Regions from separate parts of the Homo sapiens genome. Here regions 1, 2 and 3 are each linked to region 4. The links are chromatin contacts, found by Hi-C in ENCODE. All regions are on one chromosome and are shown on one strand. Each heading gives the region's core, a stretch centred on a gene start or an enhancer-like site at or near the end of the contact. The rest is flanking DNA. Distances are from core to core; before and after follow the strand shown. Region 1 holds the start of CLCN3 (chloride voltage-gated channel 3). Region 2 overlaps SH3RF1 (SH3 domain containing ring finger 1). Region 3 overlaps LOC105377529 (a long non-coding RNA gene). Region 4 holds the start of LINC02174 (long intergenic non-protein coding RNA 2174).

The links. A loop is a pair of places that touch in the nucleus more often than their neighbours do. Pooled maps may share reads with other maps.
Region 1: a pooled map shows a loop between it and region 4 (8-fold over the local background). The contact joins the promoter of CLCN3 here to the promoter of LINC02174 in region 4. A Hi-C loop is called at or near these places in 2 of 37 single-sample maps with no recorded cell type and 4 of 50 pooled maps.
Region 2: a loop to region 4 is called in a map with no recorded cell type, with 10 times the contacts of the local background. The contact joins the enhancer-like site here to the promoter of LINC02174 in region 4. A Hi-C loop is called at or near these places in 2 of 37 single-sample maps with no recorded cell type and 2 of 50 pooled maps.
Region 3: a loop to region 4 is called in a map with no recorded cell type, with 11 times the contacts of the local background. The contact joins the enhancer-like site here to the promoter of LINC02174 in region 4. A Hi-C loop is called at or near these places in 2 of 37 single-sample maps with no recorded cell type and 3 of 50 pooled maps.

The regions. Positions count from the first base shown.
Region 1 is chr4:169,618,898-169,622,934 of GRCh38, forward strand. CLCN3 (chloride voltage-gated channel 3) reads left to right here and starts at 1,681. Exons shown (of 13, transcript NM_001829.4): 1 at 1,681-2,166. RefSeq lists enhancers at 859-928, 1,489-1,538, 1,609-1,838, 2,029-2,138.
Region 2 is chr4:169,097,900-169,101,773 of GRCh38, forward strand. All of the region lies in intron 11 of SH3RF1 (SH3 domain containing ring finger 1), which reads right to left. Among named protein-coding and RNA genes, the nearest start is that of CBR4-DT, 89 kb to the left of the region's middle. RefSeq lists enhancers at 439-558, 679-738, 1,019-1,138. Within about 2 kb of position 1,968, at least 10 of the 41 ENCODE cell types and tissues checked have a DNase peak (open chromatin) inside an H3K27ac peak, as active enhancers do.
Region 3 is chr4:169,291,577-169,295,730 of GRCh38, forward strand. All of the region lies in intron 2 of LOC105377529 (a long non-coding RNA gene), which reads right to left. Among named protein-coding and RNA genes, the nearest start is that of SH3RF1, 23 kb to the left of the region's middle. RefSeq lists enhancers at 1,753-1,822, 1,833-1,952. Within about 2 kb of position 1,960, at least 3 of the 41 ENCODE cell types and tissues checked have a DNase peak (open chromatin) inside an H3K27ac peak, as active enhancers do.
Region 4 is chr4:171,636,773-171,641,157 of GRCh38, forward strand. LINC02174 (long intergenic non-protein coding RNA 2174) reads right to left here and starts at 1,991. Exons shown (of 5, transcript NR_147157.1): 1 at 1,888-1,991.

The sequences.
Region 1 (4,037 bases), core at 431-2,930, 2.0 Mb before region 4:
ATAATATTACAAAAAACCAAACGTACAAATAGACTTGTTCTTGCACACTTAAGAGAGATCCTTGGAACAATCCTCCATTAAGAAACTACGACACTACCATGAAATAATTTTTCATCCTTATAGAAAGCAGGTAAGATTGACTAATAGACCACAACTACTGTCTACATTCTCAAAATCCATGTGCCTTTCCAAAATTAGCTACGTAACTACAGTGAGAGAGAAAAAAAAATGTGAGTAAATGTCTTGTGAAAAATTCCACTTGGTTTGGAAAAATTTTTGCCTGCTTTTCCACATTTTCTAAGAAGAATCTAAAGATCTTGGCCAACAGTGTCCCAGGTAAGAGAAAATCGTGCTTGGGTATTTCCATAGTTCTACAAACTCTACCTGGATAAAAGTAATGAAAGAGGTCCTAAGAAGCTTGACCGCACTGTGATCACCACCATGGGCACTATACCAGCTCTGAAGCCCAGAACTGTCTTTGAGAATATTCAATGCTGCCCTAGAAGAAATAGGAGAACAAAACTCACGTGTTCCTAGCCTGCAAAACAGTCGGTGGAGCACGTATATGTAAAAATAGAAAAGGCTGGCAAGACCAGGTCATATTTAATATTCATGAGGCACAAGATATACAACACGCACTTAATATTCATTAATCAGTATATATTCATAATATACTAAATATACAGGAGATATTAAACGTTCACGGGTCTTAATTCTGCCACCCAGTGGAGACACTCAAAAGTGATCTCGCCAAAGAAATGCAAAACCTGTACCTGCCCACCAGGCTATTAGCATGCTACTGCTGTGGCCACCATTCTTTCACTGCATCGCCCTGCCCTGCATCGGAATATAGCACCTTGAACACGGGATCAGGTTTACTGAATTCTGTGACCCACGCTGGGAGCTCAATAAATGTTTGCTAAACGGAAATGAACCCAATTCAGACCGTGTAGAAACCCCAGATTATATCTTTTCTCCAAACATTCAATTTCCAAGCAGTATTTTTGAAAATGCGTGATGGCTAAATTCGAGTTATCCTTTTTGTATGTATGTTAGGCACACAACCGGCGATGACATACAAGGCGAGGTGACACCACTGCACTCCCAGCCCGCACGTCACCTATAAGCACAGGGGGCTTTTGGTGCTGGTTTATTTTTGAAGGCTGGTACTTCTCTTCGATCTAAGTTTTAGGAACCTGTGCTCGTCGACGGCTGCCAATACTTTTTATTTTCAAGGCTGACGCTCGCCAGAGTTTCACAAGCTGCTCCCGGACGCTGTGGTCTCTCGCTAGAGTGGATCCGAACTCTGCGTGACGCTGGGAACGGCCAGCGTCTGTTGCCTCACGAAAACATCTCCCACAAGGTGGCCGCCTCGCGCGAGGTCAGCAGCAGGGCAAACAGGGATGCGTGAGTGACTGACGTGAGCTAATCGCTAATGACAGGCTTCACAGCCCCGGCGGCCCTCAGAGCCAGGCACCTCGCACCCCTCCTCCTCCTCGAGACCCAGTCCCGGCCCGCCCACCGTTCCCACGCCGCCCAATAGGCGCCGACGCTACTCAGCGAGTGGCCGGAGGAGGAGGTGTTGGGACGGCCGGACGCTGAACGGCCGTTCACGTCAACGTAGTGACGTCACGCGTCGACGCTGGGGCGTACCTTTCGGGCTCCTGACTCCTGCCGCTTCTCTTCCCCTTCCGTGGGTCAGGGCCGGTCCGGTCCGGAACCTGCAGCCCCTTTCCCAGTGTTCTAGTTCGCCCGTGACCCGGAATAATGAGCAAGGAGGGTGTGGTGGGTTGAAAGCCATCCTACTTTACTCCCGAGTTAGAGCATGGATTCAGTTTTAGTCTTAAGGGGGAAGTGAGATTGGAGATTTTTATTTTTAATTTTGGGCAGAAGCAGGTTGACTCTAGGGATCTCCAGAGCGAGAGGATTTAACTTCATGTTGCTCCCGTGTTTGAAGGAGGACAATAAAAGTCCCACCGGGCAAAATTTTCGTAACCTCTGCGGTAGAAAACGTCAGGTATCTTTTAAATCGCGATAGTTTTCGCTGTGTCAGGCTTTCTTCGGTGGAGCTCCGAGGGTAGCTAGGTTCTAGGTTTGAAACAGATGCAGAATCCAAAGGCAGCGCAAAAAACAGCCACCGATTTTGCTATGTCTCTGAGCTGCGAGGTGAGTTGCATTGTATGAGCGAAGAGTTGTCAGCTCTCCTGTTCACAGATTTTGGGTCAACTGTGAGGCCACAGCGCTCATCTTGGTTTCTCTTACAATGTACCTACATAATGTTGAAAGGTACATCGTGAATTGGGATGCTAACCCATCCTGATTAGGTATATACCCTCAGACATTCTTTAAAATTTCACACATCTGCTTCAGGAACCGTCGAAGGACCTCTGAATAAAATGGAAGTGGGTTCCAGGAGAAGATTAACTTTAAACTTAGAGGAGTGGGTTTTACTTTCGCTAAATTTTCCCCAATTTAAAAATAATATTCAGTTTTTCTATCTTTAGATATATATGTATGTAAAATATTTTTTGTGTATATATATTTGTGGTTTGATCTTAAACTTGACCAGAAACTGCCTTAGAATCTCAGAAATTGACTTTGCATGTGGTATGCTTTGTTTGTATGGCATTTTAAAACTGCGGAGCATATAGAAGATAATTACATATGCATTGTGCATATTAGAAACTGAGATTTCTGTTTCCTTTAGAAAGAAATTCCTGTTCATGGAATTGAATCAACAGCGACCATACCTTTTACACAGATATATAATTCAAAAGTTCAGTTCTACAAACGTAAACTTTTGGAGCTATGCAGTTCAGTTACTGCAGCATCATTGTGGCTTGTATAATTGTTGAATCTTTCCAGAAATGCTTTTACTTTCATCTTTAAAGAGTTAATTTAGAAGATTTTTTTTTATGAGGTCGGTATGGAAATAACTGCGTCCCTTTGTGAGTCACTACAAAATAATATTTGTTCAGTTCAGGAGTACATATGGGAGTTAAAGTGCTTGTGTATAAATTGTTGACTTTCATCTTAAAAGGTGCTGCTGCTATTCAGTGTCTTGTTCTATAATATGGCTTTAAAAACCATGTGTGTGACCTACAGATATTTTCTCAACTTGAATATGCGTATATGGCCTCTGGTTAATACAGACAGCCACTGTTGGCAGAATTCATCACAGATTGCATACCCTTCCCACCCCTTACTCCCCTCAGCACCTCGAAAACTTTGCTGCTTTACTTGAATGATGAGTCACATTATTTTAAGAAGTCAATATGAATGTATAGTACCTACATTTTTACTTGGAAATTGTACTTCAGTATGTGTTATCAGTCATACATAGCTCATTAAGAATGTAAATATTTAAACTACTTTTGGATAGATGTGGTTCAGGGGAACAGATTTGTTGATGTTGTGGGTTTGTGTTAGTAAATTGGCTATTTTCCAGGTCATGTTAGTGGTAGGCTTTCCATTTCCTGTTGTGACATGTTGGTCATAATTTTCAGACGGCTCAGGAAGCCAGATTTGATCTCTGTGGTGGGTCTTATATCAAAGCAGTATCCTGTGGGGTTTGGCCACTATCGCTGTTTTGTAGAACTTCCAACTTAGTTTGGTAGTCAAACTTGTCAGCAGTGATCTAAAATGTATAATATTTTATAATAAGTGTTAATATTTGTTGAATGCATTCTGTGTTTTCAGGCTCTTTTCCAAGTAATTTTTGTGAATTATCTCAATTTTCACACTAACCCCACGAAGTAGGTACTTTCACTAATCCCGTTTTACATTCGTAGAAACTGAGGCACAGAAAATTTAACTAACTTGCCCTACAGTAACTGTCAGAACTGAGACTGAAGCCTGGGAGTATGATTTCAGAGTTCCTGCTCTCTGCTGCACCATAGTGTAGTTTAGAATAGTCAAAATGCTAGAGAAAAACAAGGAGGGACGTGGCTTGTAGGTTCAATTATAAAAGCAATGTAAAATTACAGAGAGTCTGGGAAACAGTGTTTTTAAAAGGAATACTCATAATCTTACTACTC
Region 2 (3,874 bases), core at 718-3,217, 2.5 Mb before region 4:
CTCAACATCTCTATGGAGAGGAAACACATGGTAAGGCACTGAGGCCTCTTTCCAAAAGCCTAAACTAACCAGAAAAAGTGATGTGAATAAGCCATCTTAGAAGGGGATCCTCCAGCCCCAGTTGAGCATCAGCTCAGGCTGATGTCTTGACTACAATCTCAAGAAATACTCTAAGCCAGAACCAACCAGATGAGCTGTTCCATAATTATGTGACCCACAGAAAGTGTGAAATAATACATGCTTATTATTGTTTTAAGCCACTGACTTTTGGGCGTAACTGGTTACATGGCAACAGATATCTAATAAATACATCTTTCACTGTTTGATGCTAAGTAATGAGTAGTCAGTCATAAAGTTGATTTTGGGTTTCTACTTTCATTTGGTTCTCAAAGTCAGAAAATGAGTGTATAGCCTCGTGGGACCCACTCCTGACTGAAAGTGAAAAATATTATGGCTTCAAAATGATAGGCAGAACAAATTCTATACAACTGTCCCCAAACTTCTGAAACCTATTACAGCCTGCCCCTTTCACCAATTCCCATTCCATATAAACCAAAATCCATTTAAGAAAGACCACAGCAAGAGTCCCAGACTATTACACTAAAAAAACACATCTCTGCAAAAGGTAAGTGGCTGCTTGAACAACCTGAGCTCCTTTGGCACAGGGACCAAATTACTACCCAAGATCTGAAGCAAAAGCACAGCACAGAAGTTGGCTTATCATATCTGAGAAAGGTTCAGCTAATTCAAACATGAATATTCATAGACCACAAGGCTGGGGTTTGATCAAGCATGGAATGAGGAAGGAAGCATGACACAGCGGGAGAAACACTGGCCTAAGGATTGACACAGTCTTTAAGGTCAGTTAGAGCAGCTTAACTTTGGGCCAGTTATCTCAGCTCTCAGTCTGTTTCCTCATCTGTAGAATAGGACTGTAATGAGTTAAACAAGTATGATGCTCTTCGTATGGTGTCTGACAAAGAGTTCAACCTGAAAATATTAGCTCCCATTATGATCATATGGCTTAGACAAGAGTAGGCAGAGGCCTGGCACTTCAAGGAGGTGAAGAATGGGCCAGTCAGTGGCTGGACATCTCTAACTAGGAAACGAACTCAGGCCACAACTCAGGCCTCATTTCCTGAAAATGAGATTTGACAAACTTTAGATCAACACAGTTAGGGTTTTGGAATCCCTTCTTTGATATCTTTATTTTGAGACGGTCTTACTTTGTTGCCCAGGCTGGTGTGCAGTGATGCAATCACAGCTCACTGTAGCCTTGACCTCCCAGGCTTAACTGATCTTCCTACCTCAGCCTTCCGGCTGGGACTACAGGTGTGTGCCACCAAACCTGGTTAATCTTTTTACTTTTTGTAGGGATGGCATCTCACTATATTGCCCAGGCTGGTCTTGAACTCCTTGGCTCAAGCAATCTTCCAGCCTCAGCCCCAGAAAGTGCTGGGATTATAGACATAAGCCGCTATGCCCAGCTCTCTGACACCTTTAAAAGCAAGACAAATAATTTCATCATGAATTTATCTGAAAGAAGGATCCAGATGACATTTCTCAAGTCTAATGTCAACATGCTAAAAATCCATGAAAAAGCAATGATGTAGTTGCCATGTGGGGCAAGTTAAACATTTAAGGCAAAGCTTTATAATTCTGGGAAAAAATGTACAAGTGACTCAAAACATATTCAGAGTAGACTTCTCATGAGATATATTCCCTACTTGTTCTCTGTGAGCTGCCTTAAAGGTGAAATGGAATAAAAATGGTTATTGAAAAACTTGAAGTGAATTAGATTAATATATGCATTTTATAAAATGCACTAAACCAATTTTGTCAAAAAAAAATTTTGAACTAGAACTGCTGCTGGGCTAAGAACATACTCTTCCTGCCAAGTTCCCAGTGGGAGCAAATTTTCATTGCTAAGTTTTATAAACCTCTGGGGGGGCGGGTGGAATGAGAAACTATGTGCATAATGGAAACTGTGACACAGTCTTGATCGTATGAAGACTACCAGGTGCAGGAGTAATAGACTCTACTTAGAAATCTTCCAGCTCAGGTCCTGATCTTGAGCCTTGTGAGGTGGTTTGCAGTTTTCTAATACAGATTTGTAAGGCCAAATACTGGGCATAACTGGCCAACTATTTCAGGCATTGAAAGGCTTTGCCAAGTAGAACATTTACAGACCAACAAACAGATGTAAGGCACAGCTGCAGAGGCCCTTTACATCTGCTGCTCCACCCTCTGCCTCACTCGGATTATGCTTTTCTTTATATGAACAGGGGTTTGGGGAAGTTCTGAACCTCAGGGGTCAATGAATACTCTCCCATGACCTACATGGGACCTGCTGATCTACCTTCAAAATCTGCATCCCATCCACTCCTCTTCATTGTCACTGTCACTATCCTGGTTGATGACTTCATTACCTTCCACCTCGTCAAATATCTTTTTTTTTTAAGACTGAGTTTCGCTCTTGTCACCCAGGCTAGAGTGCAATGGCACGATCTCAGCTCACCACAAACTCCGCCTCCTGGGTTCAAGCAATTTTCCTGCCTCAGCCTCCTGAGTAGCTGGGATTACAGGTGTGTGCCATCATGCCCGACTAATTTTTGTATTTTCAATAGAGACAGGGTTTCAATATATTGGCCAGGCTGGTCTCTAACTCCTGACCTGGTGATCCACCCACCTTGGCCTCCTTCAAGTCTCTTCCTGTCCCCAACCCAGTCTATGCAGAGCTCACATACTAATATTCTTAAGTGGCAACTCTATTTGCAGCTACCCACTGCCAAAAAATCATTAACAGCTTTACAATGCCTGTGAGCAAGGTTAATCCTCAGCCTGGTATGCGAAGCCCTTGGTGATCAGGCCCTAATCTCTTTTTACACAGCTGTAGCTACTACTATCACCACAAAAGTCCCAAACACTCCCCTAAGCCTGAACATGTCCCCTATTCAGGGCCTTTACTTCCCCCACGCCACACCTTGGCTCATGCAGTTCCTTCTAGTGGGAGTCTCCTTTGACGCTATCTCTCCCACCCATACCCTATCACTCTCTCAAAGCCTGGCTCCAGTTCTCCCCTGTGAAATCTCCAGCCCCATGGCTGGAGGCAATTTCATGCTTGACTAAATCGCAGAGGCCTCCATGTATATGTCTTACAGCACTTAGCACAGTCTACAATGTATTATTACCATCTGTGTCCGTCTCGTTTATTCTACCAAACCATAAGCTGCTTGAAGGATGAGATGATGCTAAATTCACTTTATATGCCTCATAGGACTTAGCATAGTACCTTTAATTCTTAATAAGCATGTCAAGTGGCAAAAAGAAAAAGCCTAGTTGTATAGAAAAACTGTTTTTTAAAATGTACAAAGCTCCTTAAAAAGGAATGAAATTCTGACACGTGCTACAACAGGGATGAACCTTGCAAACGTTATGCTAAGTGAAATAAGCTGCATGCACACAGAAGGAAGACTATTGCATGATTCCACTTATGAGATGCCCAGAAGTCACTTACGGGGAGAGAAAGTAGAAGGGTGGTTGCAGGGCCTGGAGGAGGGGGAATGAAGAGTTAGTGCTTAATGAGTACAGATTCAGTTTAGGATGAGAAAAAGTTCTAGAAACGGATAGCAGTGAATGGTTGTATGACAACATGAATGTACTCAATGCCACTGAATTGTACACTTGAAAAAATAGTAAATTTTCATGTATACTTTACCACAATTTAAAAAATAAGATATATGAATGAATAAAATTTTTTGTTTAAAAAAAAGGCAAAAAAAAAAAAAAAAGAAAGGAAAAATGTATAAAGCTGACTGGCACCTTGGTTGGAAAGCACCCCTTGTTCCCTTTGAACAAAGCGCTGTGGAGGCAT
Region 3 (4,154 bases), core at 710-3,209, 2.3 Mb before region 4:
TGTTCTCAAACTCCTGAACTCAAGCAATCTACCCGCCTCAGCCTCCTAAAGTGCTGGGATTACAGGTGTGAGCCACCAAGCTTGGCCAAAGATACAAAGTCTTATTTCATTCGCCACTCCTTGAGGGCCAGAGAGACCAGCAAGTCCTTCTAGGTATAGTTGTGTCAGCTGTAGGCTGGGTTGCTGGGTAGAATATATTACATGGGACAGACTTACATAAAAAGAATTATTCATTATTGATCTAAAATTCAATTTTTGTTTTGTTTTGTTTTTGAGACAGGGTCTCACTCTGTCACCCAGGCTGGAGTGCTGGAGTGCAATCAGAACTCACAGCAGCCTTGACCTCTTGGGCTCAAGCAATCCCTTATCCTCAGCTCCCTGGAGTAGCTGGGATTATAGGTACGCACCACCATGCCTGGCTAATTTTTGTATTTTTTGTGGAGATGGGGTTTCCCTTTGTCGCCCAGGCTGGTGAAGTTGGAATTTAGCTGTGTGTTCTTTCTCTCTTTTGGGTAAATTTGGCTGCCCTAAGGCCAGGCGTGTTGGCTCATACCTGTAATCCCAGCAATTTGAGAGACTGAGGTGGGCGGATCACTTGAGGTCAGGAATTCAAGACCATCTTGGCCAACATTGTAAAACCCCCGTCTCTACTAAAAATACAAAAATTAGCCGGGCGTGGTGGCAGTTGCCTGTAACCCCAGCTACTTGGGAGGCTGAGGCGTGAGAATCACTTGAACCCTGGAGGCGGAGGATCAGTGAGCCCGAGATCACACCACTGAACTCCAGCCTGGGCAACAGAAAGAGACTGTCTCAAAAAAAAGAAAAAAAAATTGGTCTGCACTGATCAGCTGGGTTGTTCTCCTTCTTGTCTTTTCTCTTGTCTATGGATCCCATGGGCCAAGCTCTCTTCAGTAACCTCAGAGCTCTGACCCTTGCCTCAAGGTACCTCTCAGGCCCCAAGCTCTCTCTGGCCTGAAGGATGCTCCGGCCCAGGTCCAGTACAGGCCCTCTCTGTATTGAATCCCCACAGCACCTAAAACCCTGCATGCCCTTCCTTCTGCCTCCTAGGCTCCATTTGAGAAGGAGTTACAGTTACATGGAGCTGGGAGAGGAAAAGGAGACACAGAGGTGCACGTTAGGTAGCTGTGGTAGAATATGTGAGGAAAATGATTCTTAGAGCCAGCTAACCTATCATTTAAGTAGGAAGACGGGCAAAAATATTTCCAGACCTGAAAACCCTCAGAAATCCTCTTTCTCGAGTATTTTTATGAATAGGTAATGTGAAGATGTCCTCAAGCAAACAAGAGAGTAAAACAAGAAAGAAGAAAATGTGAGCACTAAGAAAAAGTCAATCCCGGCAGGGAGCACAGTGCGGGGCCGTTCCCGAGTATGAGCGGTGCAGCAGGCCTGGAGAGGAGCCAGGTCAACCGGAGCACACGCACAGAACTCCAGAAGGGAGGGGGCCGCAGACGAAACAGCGCACGGGAGGGAACGGAAGAACCTAAGGATGGGATCAAAGAGAGGCAATCTGAGTCCTTCCAGTCAACTTTTATTTGAGATGTGATAGGATCATTCAGGGCCGATCACATCAGGGATCCCACTCAAAATGTACCGTATTTAGGTTCATATCCCCAGGGCCAAGTTGAAATCAAACCAATCTCTGAATAACGATATAGGATATATGTAAAAGGCCAATGAATGCGATACACTCTGCTCAAATTCAGACACCTGAGGTCTCAAAATAACTCATTTCAAAACTTGGATTCCCACTTTTGTCCTGCCTCCATTCATTCTACCTAAAGAAAACCAAACTAAAAAATAGGCTTGTGGTTCCAGTCTAGCTTATAAGAAGTTGCTACTGTTTCCCACCACAAATAAAATGCAGAACAAACTGAAAAATCAACAATTCTATTCTTAGATCCATAAGAGAAGTGAAGTCACAGGGCAAACCGCTGCCCCCATAATGGAGCAACTGAGCGGAAACCCACAAGCTGAAACCTCTCAGGAACCTGTGTTGGGGAAGGGAAACCTGAATTGCAACTGATGAATTGCTGGAGGCTCAGTGTGGACAAGTTTGAGAGATATTAATAAATATTCCAGGGGACTGAGTCCCCCTCCAGGAGCTCAAACAGTTCCTCGCAGTGAATATTGGAGACGAATCCTCTCCTTCTGGCATGGGGAGGAGAAAAGGAACCATTTTGAAATACGCCAGAAAACTGTGTTCTTAACAATGCCTGCCCTCAGGAGAAACTATTTAACCAGAGCCTAACCTGCTGGGGTTTCATCAGACCCTAACTGACCCAGGGAAAATAAATGCCCAACTCCAACCCACTCTAGCCATTCAGTCCACCTGTGCAGGGTGGGAACTGAGACACATCTGTGAAGTTCACAGTCCAGAGGCACAGGCTGCCTAAAGAACAGATACCTAATTGTGAAATTATAGAACACTTCCCCACCCCAACACCATACCACCACATTACTAAAGGCTAATCGACAGCAGTTCCTTTTAACCAGTGCCTCATGTCCAGCTATCAAGAAAAAATTACAAGACATATTGAAAGGCAAAAATGTAGTTTGAAGAGACAGAGAAAGCCTGAGAACCAGCCTAAAATATGTCAGGGATGGTGGAATTATTAGGCTGGAAATTTAAAACAACTATTATTAACATGCTTAGGGCTGTAATGGATAAAGTAGACAGCATGCAAGAACAGATGGGCAATGTAAGCAGAGGGATGGAAATCCCAAGAAAGAACCAAAAATAAATGCTAGAGCTCAAAAGCAGTGTAATCAGAATGAAGAATGTGTCTGATGGCTTATTAGCAGACTGCACACAGCCGAAAAAGAATCTGTAAACTTGAAGATACCTCAGTAGAAACCTCCCAGACTAAAGAGCAAACAGAAAAAGAAGACTGAAAAAAAAAACAAAAAACCAGAACAGAATATCCGAAAAGAGTGGGACATACACAAATGGAAACACCAGAAGGAAAAGAATGAGAGAAAGGAACAGAAGAAATATTTGAATAGCAATGATTGAGAATTTCCCCCAAATTGTCTTCAGTCACCAAACCATAGATTGAAAAAGCTCAGGGAACACAAAACAAGATAAATTCCAAAAGAAAACTCTACCTAGGCATATCATTTTTAGACTAGAAAATCAGAGGTAAAGAAAAAATATCCTAAAAGAAGCCAGAGAGAAAAAACTTTGCCTATAAAGGAGCAAAGATAAGAATTATATGTGACTTCTCAGAAACCATGCAGGCAAGTAGAAAGTGGAATGAAATACTTAGCGTGGATGGAAAAAAACACCACAAACCTAGAATTCTGTGCCCTGTGAAATTATCCTTCAAAAGGTGAGGAGAAATTAAAGCTTTCTCAGACAGACAGAAATTGAGGGAAATTGTTGCCAGTATACATCCTTGGCCAGAAATGTTAAAAGAAGATCTTCAGAGAGAAGAAAAATGATACAGGTCTGAAACTACCATCTACATAAGTAAAGGAAGAGCATCAAGGAAGGAATAAGTAAGGGAAAGAAAATTTTTATTTTTCTTGTTCTTAATTATCTAACAACAGTTTGTTCAACATAATAATAGCAACAATGTATTCAATTATATATACATACAGATTCCAGAGAAATTAAAAGAATAATCAAGCAATACTTTGAATAACTCTGTGTCCACAGATTTGATAACCTAGATGAAATGGGGATAATTCCTTCAAAGATCCAGTCTGCCAAAAGTCATACAACAAGAAACAATCTTAATAGGCCTATACCTCTTGAAGAAATTGAATTAATTAATTAATAACTTTTCAAAATAGAAAGCACCAGGGCCAGATGGGTTTATGAGTGAATTCTACCAAACATTTAATAAGGAAATTATATCACTTCTCTACAAACTCTTTCAAAAGATAGAAGCAGAGGGATTACTTCTTAACTCATTTTACGAGGCCTGCATTATTCTAGTACCAAAACCAGACAAAGGTATTAGAAGAAAACTACAGACCAATATTTCTCAAGAATGTGGTTGCAAAAATCCTAAAATATTAGCAAATCAAATCCAATGTTATATTAAAAGAATTACATACCACAACCAAATCGGAGCTATCCCAGGTATGTAAGACTGATTCAACATTTGAAAATCAGTTAATGCAATCCA
Region 4 (4,385 bases), core at 741-3,240:
CCTGTCATTTTTTTCCTTTATGACAGGTTTCCTGTCTTGCTTAAAAATGACTCATAAATGTTGAGGCTGCTGCTCATATTTTTGTTTCTATATTTAACACATTAATCTCTTTGGAAATCATTCCATATAGTTGATAAGGCAAGCTTTATTTTTCTAAGTGGAAAGCCTATTAAGCAAACATTATTAATTTAAAAAACAATCTTAACCACTGCATTGAAATATCCCTTTAATATATGTTATATTCCCCATATTCTTAGATATGCTCTGAGATCATGTAAATTATCTTTTTAATTTTTTATTTATCCTATAACATAATTTTAATTATAGCAGATTAATATCTTTTTATTATATTGAATCACAAGCTCTTGATCCTAGAATTCTATTATAAAGTTATATTGAAGTATCTCACCTTTATTCTGCCATAAAAACTTACAAAACATTTTAATGCTTTCCAATATGGAATTCTGATTGATTTTGAATTAAATAAAGATTTACAATAAATTTTGCAATGTGGAAAAACAAAAAGTTAAGTTTTAAAATTCTGGAACATTATAAGCCTCTCCATTATTTAACTTAAAACATTATTTTTCATTATTATTTTTTATTTTTGAGACGGAGTCTCAGTCTGTTACCCAGGCTGGAGTGCAGTGGCACCATCTCAGCTCACTACAACCTCCGCCTCTCAGTTTCAAGCAATTCTCCTGCTTCAGCCTCCCTTGAGTAGCTGAGATTACAGGCACCCGCCACCACTCTCCAGCTAATTTTTGTGTTTTTAGTACAGATGGGCTTCCACCATATTGGCCCCAAACTCTTGACCTCAGATGATCCACCCACCTCGATCTCCCAAAGTGCTGGGATTGCAGGCGTGAGCCACCACTCCCGGCAAAACATTTTTAACATAACTCTTTAAAAAGAATGAATTTAGGTATCCAAAAATTAGCTAGGCATGCCAATTTGTGTGAGAAACACATCAGATGTTAATTGTTTGGGATATTTAACATTTGAATAGGAATTAATTGTACTAAATTTTGTGTATCAATTGAAATGTCAGACTTTCATGATGAATGATTAAAACTAAAGGCACAAGTGAAAAGTCAGATTCCAATTCAAATGTGAACATGAATAGAATTCTGCAGGTTTTTATTATATATTTAATACCTAATTGATTAGTTCTCATTTTCTTTGACAGTGAGATTGAATGAATTAAATTATGGTCAATGTTATCAATGAATGCATTCATCTTAACCTTTTTTTAGTCAATTACCACTATAAGCACTATTCTTTTCTCTTTTTTTTCTATATCCAAATTTGAATTAAAAGTGTACAGAGTCAAATGTACTTAGTGTTAAATGGTAGAAAGATAACAAGTATGAAAAAGTATAAATCATAAAAGTAGCAATTATTATAGAATCCAGCACTCTAGTATGTGACATTTAAGCATCTCTCTCAAGACTTCATCATGAACAATTTATAGCCTTAACTACAAATGAAATGTCATAAATAATTGGTCATGTACCTTTGACATTTCATCTCAGATTTGGTGAATCAATTTGTAATCTGGAACATTTGAAGCCAATATCTGGGGTCTGAAATCTCAAGGGTAGTTATTTTTAATTATTTTATGGAATGTATATATTTTGCTCATTTCTTTAAACATAATAAAACAAATCCTTGACTAAAGAAAAAGAACAAAAGTTGTAATAAAGAAAGCTGCCAAACATCCTAAAGGAACTATTAACAATATTAATAATTATAGAGGTCATTTAATTTTTTCTATTAAGTGAATTAAACTTAATATGTCATTTTGTACTTCCGAGGCTTAGGGGGAAAAGCTTTGCATATTCCTGAAGAATTTTCATTACCTATAGAATATTAATTTCCACTTACGGTTCAGTTCCAAGTTACAGTGAGATAGTGCTGTCTCTTCCAAACTTTGGTATCCATTAACTCTCTTTTGTGACTGTCCTTAAATAGGCCAAGTAAACTTAGCTGAAGAAGGAAGCAAAGATATTAACAACGCACCAAAGCATCTTGCTGAGTCAAAGTCCAAGGGGATAAGAAGTCTCAAGTTAGGACTCTGGAAAAATTGGAATCAAGGAACGGATCACTATCAGAATTCCCTTTCCAACTTCCTGCTTTCTATCTCTCCGTTTAACTCACTGTACTTTCATGTAGCCAATCATATTTATTTATTTCCAATACTTGAATCAGAATATGATAGTCAAGAGTGTACATGTTTACATTTCATTACTTAAAAATAGATAACAAGTTGAGTTGAAATTTTAGTAGGATCCAAACTAAGGAACCTTCCTAATCAGACTGAGAAGGATTCTGATTGGCTCAGCTGAAGAATGCTGGCACTTCAACCAATTCATAAGGAAGGAGGCAGCTGTGGGGACATATTTCCCAAAACAATAGTGGAGGTGATTCTCTGAAAATGAGATGGAGGACAAATGAAGCTAGGAACAAAAAATAAGAAAGAGTGGGCAATATATTTTCTTTTCTTTTTCATTCCTTTCCTATTCTAGGAATATACTGTCCTATGATTTAAGATTGTCAATTTTACAAATCCAAGGAGGAACCATTATTAGAGAGGATATATGAAAAGAAAACAAACTAAAACCTCTTTGATATGCCTAAATAATTTTCTGGTAAATTGAGCTGCTTTTCTCTCAAGTTTAAGAAACAGCGTTTAGAGTTACAGAGGGTGGCTGGAAATCAATAGCTCAGAGACCTTGATAAATGAAATCAGGAAAATGAAAACCTCAAAAGGGTCAAAAGTGAACATTCTTGACCTTAAGTGGAAAATACGTCTGTATTTTCTAACCACATCAAATCTGTTCACCTACATATTACTATTTTACCACGTCGTTTATGACCACAAAGCATGCATCCTGGATCTTGCTCCATAATTCATCACTGTCTTGCTAGCTCTTTGATACTTCCTGGTAAGTTTAAATATATATTCAGTCTAGTTTTTCAGTTTTACTCAATGAGAGAGAGTAAGAGGGAGTTTGCAAGAGAACAAGAAAGTGAAAGAGAGAGAGAGAGAGACTGTGTGTGTGCACGCAAAACCACCTTTGCAAAATTATGACAGTAAGAGAAATCTGACATGTTTGGCTCCATCTTATTTCTGACCTCCAAGCTGTTCTCGGTCATTCCTGGGTTTGGCCATGCTAGCTTTGGGAGGAATTTAGTTCATAGTTTAACTTGAAAGCAAGGATGATAATAGTCCCTCCCTAAAATGAACTCCCTCTTTGCTCAGGAAACAAAAACTGCCCTTGTAAGATTAATGAAAGGCCATAAGAATAGGATTATGCGACAGGCCTGAATTCTGCTAAAATGTAGCAATAGTTTCTATAATCCTCTGCTTCTCAGGAGTTATCTAGCTAGAGGTCACAAGACTTGTGACTTTCTCAATTGTTCCTACTGATAACATCACTATTGTAGAATCTAAGATTTCTTTTTTGTTGTTGTTTTTTGAGATATTTTTCAGACTGACCCTGCCTGAACCCATGACTCATGACCCAACTGGTCCTGTGGTCCTACCCAGAAGTGGATTCAGTGCAGAGGGCCACTTCCCACAACCCTATGATTTCATCCCCAACCAATCAACAACACCCATTCCTAGCCCCCTACCCACCAAATTGTTCATAAAATCCCTAAGCTCTGAGCCTGTGCAGAGGCAGATTTCAGTAATAACTCCTTCTCCCACATGGCCAGCTTCCTGTCAGTCAAACTCTTTCTCTACTGCAATGCCATGGTGTCAGTTAATTGATTTTGCCTGTGCAGCAAACAACCTATCAGGTGACTACAAGAGCAGAATCGCCTACTCTACCATCATCAAATGCTACTTGTCAATTGGTTTTAGTGCTCACGGTGATTCATACCATAATTCACCTAGTAATTATAAAATGATTCATATAACATTTAGTATTTGAAACTTTAAAGAACCTAGTAAGACACCAACTATATGTTTCTATCAATGTGGCTGAAAGAAAAGAGCAAGCTGTATTGTGGGAGAAGTGTGCCCCTTCACTGTTCACACAGCTTGGGGACACTGTTTTTAAAATATCTAGAGTTGGTATGGCTGAAATACCGTTTATAGTCTCTCTTCCTATCTTTCACACATGCTACCTCTATCCTTTTACACCACTTTCTTCCTTTCTCTTTTTCACTTCCTTGCTTATTTTTGAAGAAATCATTAGGTCAATCTCCAGTTTCACCTAAATGACAGTATCAGTCATCTTGAGCAGGCCAGAAAATAATATTGTCATCTTCCATGTGTCCTACCAAATGTAATGCCTTTAGCATCTGCTTTGAGGTTTGACAGAAAAATAAAATAAAAATAAAGTAAAATAAAAACACACACACAGAAGATTCCC